2 separate regions of the Homo sapiens genome follow, and region 2 is linked to region 1. The links are chromatin contacts, found by Hi-C or POLR2A ChIA-PET in ENCODE. All regions are on one chromosome and are shown on one strand. The core of a region is the stretch at or near the end of the contact, and the rest is flanking DNA. Distances in the headings are between cores, read along the strand shown. Region 1 overlaps AKAP13 (A-kinase anchoring protein 13). Region 2 overlaps AKAP13 (A-kinase anchoring protein 13).

Region 1 (3,078 bases), core at 216-2,715:
ACAAAGAGTATGTCTCTGGAGGATAAGATCTCTGGATTTTTTGTCCTACTTACAAAACAGAAATAATATATTTTATGCTAGTTACAAGTAGTATAAGCTCATTGAAGAAATATTTAAGCAGAAGGAATGTGCACCAGCCACTAGGAATGCAAAGATAATTGGGGTATAGTGAGAGATATGGAAATTTGTTGTGTAACAATGTTAGAGTACCAACTTTGTGGTATACAGGCTTCTAAGGAACACAGATGAGGGATGAGGGATGGGACGGGTGTGCTGGGTCTTTTTTTTTTTTTTTGGGACGGAGTCTTGCTCTGTCACCCAGGCTGGAATGCAGTGGTGCGATCTGGGCTCACTGCAACCTCCGCCTCCTGGGTTCAAGAGATTCTCCTGTTTCAGCTTCCCGAGTGGCTGAGACTACAGGCATGCGCTGCCATGCCTGGCTAATTTTTTTAAAATTTTTTTTATTTTTAGTAGAGACAGGGTTTCACCATGTTGGCCAGGCTGTTCTTCAACTCCTGACCTCAGGTGATCTGTCTGCCTTGGCCTCCCAAAGTGCTGGGATTATAGGCATGAGCCATCGTGCCCGGCCTGTGCTGGGTCTTAAAGCATGAGTAGGAATTTGCCAGGCCTGGGTTGAGGAGAGAAAGAATGGAATGATGGTTCTGCTGTGATACACTGTGTGCAAAGAAACAGACGTCAAAGAGCTTGGTGTGTTTGAACTCAGTGAGCAGTGAGGTGTAGAATTATTTCGTGTGGATAGGGTGTGGTCACCGAATTAGGTTAGAAAGTCAAAATGGGGTGGGTGGAAGCGTCTTTTAGTTTGTCCTCTTGAAGCAAAAGGGAGGATAGTCTGGTTTTGTTTTGGATACCTCATTCTGTGAGCAGTAGAGGATAGTGGCTTGGCAGAGGGAGAAGGGAGCATTGCCTCTCAGACAAGTTAGAGGAGGCCATTACCATAGTTTTGGACAGATTGTGAGGGCTTGAATGCAGTGAGGTTGGAAGGGAGCCAGCAGATCTAATGGACATTTTGAAAGTTGAATGGATGAAACTTGTTGAGTAGATGGTGGGAATTAGGAGGTGGTAGTTGTCCAGAATAACTGGGAATTTCTAGCACAGGCTGCTGGGTGAATGAGAGTGCACTGAGGGGCATGATTCATTCTGGCATGGGAGAGGAGTTGGCTTCCTGGAAGTGGTAATGTTTACATTTGGCTTAGATTACCTCATTCAAAGTGGTTCTTGATTTTGCCCACAATCTATTTTAGAGTCCATTTATTCATCTAGAAAGTACCAACTGCTTACTGCATGCCAGTAATTGATATTTTAAGAATATTAAAAAATGTTAATTGTGGTAAACACACATACCATAAAATTTACCATCTTAACCATTTACCGTCTTAATCATTTTTAAGTGCAGAGGCAGTGGCATTTAGCTCTTTCACATTGTCGTGCAGTCATCACCACTGTCCATTTCCATGACTCTTTTCATGTTGCGGAACGGAAATTTTGTACCCATGAAACAATAACTTTCTATTTCTCTCTCCTCCGTGTCCCTGGCAAATACTTTTCTACTTCCTGTTTCTATGGATTTGACTATTCTGGGTACTATATGTAAATGATACCACACAGTCTGCGTTCTTGTGACTGGCTTACTTCACTTAGCACAATGTCATTAGAATTCATCCATGTGGTAGCATGTGTCAGAATGTATTTCCTTTTTAAGGCAGAATAATATTCCATTGTATGTATATACCACATTTTGTTTATCCATTCATCCACCAATGGACACTAGAGTTGTTTCCACATATGGGTTATTGTGAATAATGTTGCTTTGACCATGGGTGTACAGACATCTTTCGAAGTCCCTGCTTTCAGTTCTTTGGCGTATGTACCCAGAGGTGGACTTGCTGGATCATATGGTAATTCTATTTTTAATTTTTTGAGGAGCTGCCATACTGTTTTCCATAGTGGCTGTACCATTTTACATTTCTAACAGCAGTGCACAAGTGTTCCAGTTTCTCTGTACCCTCACCAACACTTGTTATTTTCTGTTTTTGTGACAGTAGTCATCTTATAGTGTGTGAAGTGATATCTCATTGTGGTTTTGATTTGCATTTTTCTAGTAGTTAGTGATGTGAGCATCTTTTTATGTGGTTATTGGCTATTTGTATATCTTTTTTGGAGAAATATTTGTTCAAATCCTTTGCCTGTTTTTCATTTTTATTTTATTTTAATTTAATTATTTTTTTGAGATGGAGTTTCACTCGTCGCCTAGCCTGGAGTGCATAGGCACGATCTCTGCTCACTGGAACCTCTGCCTCCCAGGTTCAAGCGATTCTCCTGCCTCAGCCTCCTGAGTAGCTGGGATGAAAGAGTGCACCACCACACCCAGCTAATTTTTTGTATTTTTAGTGGAGACAGGGTTTCATCATGTTGTCTAGGCTGGTCTCGAACTCTTGACCTCAGGTGATCTGCCTGCCTCGGCCTCCCAAAGTGCTGGGATTACAGGTATGAGCCACCCTATCAGGTCCATTACCCTTTTTTTAAATTGGTTGTAGGAATTATTTATGTATTCTAAATATTAATCTCTTATTAAATAAGAGTTGCTAGAATTTTCTCCCATTCTGTGGGTTGCCTTTTCACTCTGTTGATTATATTCTTTGATGCAGCTAGTAGTAGTTTTTTTTTTTTTTTTTTGAGACAGAGTCTCGCTTTGTCTGTCGCCCAGGCTGGAGTGCAGCGGTGCGATCTCGGCTCACTGCAAGCTCCGCCTCCTGGGTACACGCCATTCTCCTGCGTCAGCCTCCCGAGTAGCTGGGACTGCAGGCGCCCACCACCACACCCTGCTAATTTTCTTGTATTTTTAGTAGAGACGGGGTTTCACCGTGTTAGCCAGGATGGTCTCTATATCCTGACCTCATGATCCGTCCGCCTCGGCCTCCCAAAGTGCTGGGATTACAGGCGTGAGACACCGCGCCTGGCCTGATGCAGCTAGTAGTTTTTTAATGAACCTTAAATTATAAGGGAGGTTGTTGCTTTTATAGTAACTTTACTGAGCTCAAATGAAGAAATTAGTTTCCT
Region 2 (3,046 bases), core at 437-2,936, 240 kb after region 1:
AAACCCCATCTTTACAAAAAATAAACTGGACTTGGTGGCGTGTGCCTGCATTCTCAGCTACTTGGGAGGCTAAGGTGTGAGGATTGCTTGAGCCCAGGAGGTGGAGGTTGAAGTGAGCTGAGATCATGTCACCGTAGTACAGCCTGAGCAACAGAACGAGAACTTGTCTCAAAATAAACAACACAAAACAGAAAAGCAAAGTTAATAAGAGAGAATACCTTGCTTATTTCAAGCTACTAAGTTTTTAGGCTTCCTCAATGTACAAAGGTAGTATTTCTGTCACAGACCCCTCCCTCTAGCTTGCCAGGGTCCCTGTTCTAGTTATTGAACCGAAAACATTCTAAATGATAAATTTTTCCACTTTGGCATATTATGCCCCCAATTTAAGAGCTATTTATGGTAAGAAAAGTTAAATTATATTTCTGTTATTACTCAGTAGAACCTATAAGTTTAAAACAAACCCCATCACATAGTTGCTAGTAAAAGACTTTGGATTTTGAAGACAAAAGAAAAAAAATGCCCTCACTACCATGAGGAAAGCATTACCATTCAGGTATCTAAATAGAAGTAGAATATGCTTCTAAATCATCCTTTTATCTTTCTGTACCTAATATAAACGTGGCAGATGCATGATTGTCCTGTAGGAGCTATTTCAACCTAGAATTGGAGTAGCAGAGCTACTAATTTGACTGTGTCCTTTTATAGCTTCTTAATTTTGAAAAAAAGAAATAAGGAGGGAAGGAAGAGAAAAGAGTGAGAGAGAGATTTAAAAGACTGGTTGCTGGGGTGAAAAGGAAGTGGTTCTTTTTGTTTTTTGGTTTTTTTGTTTTTTTTTTTTCAATATTGGTGAATAAATTCTCTTTTTCAGAATGTGAGAACTTCCTGGATGTTGGACTGGGCAGAGAGTGTACCTCAAAACAAGGTGTACTTAAAAGAGAATCTGGGAGTGATTCTGACCTCTTTCACTCACCCAGTGATGACATGGACAGCATCATCTTCCCAAAGGTACTGTGTGGACCTTCCTTTCATTTTTGTCACACGGCTTTTGTGTTCCTATTTGGGCTTCCCAAACTCTTTTCCAACTTTTTCCCCCTCTTGTGCTCTCCTGTTTCCCTAAATATGTAACTCCTGCTAGTAAGTTGTGATCCAGCTAGCCTTGTAGGGCCTCACTCACTCTGAGAGGCATGTAAATGTTCTTTGGAGAAGGAAGCGCCAGATTACCAGGGTTTAGAAAAAGGCACTGGGCTGGGCATGGTGGCTCACGCCTGTAATCCCAACACTTTGGGAGGCTGAGGTGGGCGGACCCCTTGAGGTCAGGAGTTCGAGACCAGCCTGGCCAACATGGTGAAACCCCATCTCTACTAAAAATATAAAAATTAGCTGGACGTGCTCACTTGAACCCAGGAGGTGGAGGTTGCAGTGAGTCAAGTTCGCGCCACTAAACTCTAGCCTGGGTGGCAGAGCGAGACTCTGTCTCCAAAAACAAAAAAAAGGGAAAGAAAAAAGCATTGGCCAAAGTTATTTAATGTGAAATTGTGGCCAGTTAAATACAGATTTTGAAGCTCACTTGGGAGTCAGAAGAAATGGAAGTTCCTTTAGAATTAATTAAGTCAGATGACAGTGAACACTTCTCAGTGGGCAGCAAGGACCGCAGCTCAGACTATATGATGTCATATTTATAAACCAGCTGTAGAGTCATTTCTGGTTAATGTGTTTAGGCCTGAAGCTTCCTGCTGAGTGTGGTCATATCACTCATCCTCATCTAGCCTGCCTAATTGGAACTTTCTAGATCTCTGCAATAGAGCCCTTCCACATGAATCAGCTCACATTTGCATATAATTGGAGGCTGCCTAAGGGAGGTGGGGAATGGGGGTAGTTTGCTTTCTTTTGCTTATATTTGTTTCTAGTGGCAGCAAGTTCTGTTTTGCTCACCTGAGAAGAATAGAGGGCTTTCCCCACAGCAGAGATGGCAAATGCTACTCAATTATATGCCACAAGTGGTTTTCTTAATGGTAAGGAGGTGAAGAGGCGGAAACACTGTTGCATCTACCAACACGGTTCCTTCTAGTTTTATAATGAGCTCGGAGAAGTGGTGAGAGCAGTTGTGTTAGTGGGTGATTAGGTTGTCCAAGATGGTGAATGATGCTGTGTAGAAGTTACAAGAATAGGCCGGGTGTGGTGGCTCATGCATGTAATCCCAGCACTTTGGGAGGCCAAGGCGGGTAGATCACTTGAGGTCAGGAGTTCGAGACCAGCCTGGAAATGGTGAAAACCCGTCTCTACTAAAAATACAAAAAAATTAGCTGGGCATGGTGGCGCGTGCCTGTAACCTCAGCTACTCTGGAGGCTGAAGCAGGAGAATTGCTTGAACCCAGGAGGTGAAGGCTGAAGTGAGCTGAGATCACACCACTGCACTGCAGCCTGGGCAACAGGAGTGAAACTCCATCTCAAAAGTAAAAATAAAATAAAATAGAAGTTACAAGAAAAGAGACCTAAAGATTTGGGAATCAGGAGCATATCAGTGCCTCTGTGAATGTACCCTGTGTGCCTTCCTTTCATTTTTGGCCTTCCCTGACTTTTTTTTTTTTGAACTCATTGTCTTCCCAAGGTCTTTGGAAAGACTTATTTAATATGATGCAAACTTAAGGATTTCTATCATTGTCACTCATAGTGACTTGACAAAAAATTCTATGAAGTAAAAACTCCACATTTAGGACCGGGCGCAATGGCTCACGCCTGTAATCCCAGTACTTTGGGAGGCTGAGGCGGGCTGATCATGAGGTCAGGAGATCGAGACCATCCTGGCTAACACGGTGAAACCCCATCTCTACTAAAAATAGTGGTGGCGGGCACCTGTAGTCCCAGCTACTCGGGAGGCTGAGGCAGGAGAATGGCGTGAACCCGGGAGGCGGAGCTTGCAGTGAGCCGAGATTGTGCCACTGCACTCCAGCCTGGGCGACAGAGCGAGACTCCATCTCAAAAAAACAAAAAACAAAACAAAAAAAACTCCACATTTAGAAGATCTGCCTTTCTCTTTACTTAGGAA

Evidence for each region. A loop is a pair of places that touch in the nucleus more often than their neighbours do. ChIA-PET counts read pairs that join two places held with the same protein, here RNA polymerase II (POLR2A). Pooled maps may share reads with other maps.
Region 2: a pooled map shows a loop between it and region 1 (5-fold over the local background). The contact joins two enhancer-like sites. A Hi-C loop is called at or near these places in 7 of 50 pooled maps. POLR2A ChIA-PET finds 5 or more read pairs at or near these places in 3 of 52 experiments (WTC11, activated CD4-positive, alpha-beta T cell and activated naive CD4-positive, alpha-beta T cell).

The regions. Positions count from the first base shown.
Region 1 is chr15:85,406,951-85,410,028 of GRCh38, forward strand. The region is part of intron 1 of AKAP13 (A-kinase anchoring protein 13); the gene reads left to right. Among named protein-coding and RNA genes, the nearest start is that of AKAP13, 28 kb to the left of the region's middle. Within about 2 kb of position 1,466, at least 15 of the 41 ENCODE cell types and tissues checked have a DNase peak (open chromatin) inside an H3K27ac peak, as active enhancers do.
Region 2 is chr15:85,644,950-85,647,995 of GRCh38, forward strand. It overlaps AKAP13 (A-kinase anchoring protein 13), which reads left to right. Exons shown (of 37, transcript NM_007200.5): 10 at 869-1,005. Among named protein-coding and RNA genes, the nearest start is that of LINC02883, 110 kb to the right of the region's middle. Within about 2 kb of position 1,687, at least 4 of the 41 ENCODE cell types and tissues checked have a DNase peak (open chromatin) inside an H3K27ac peak, as active enhancers do.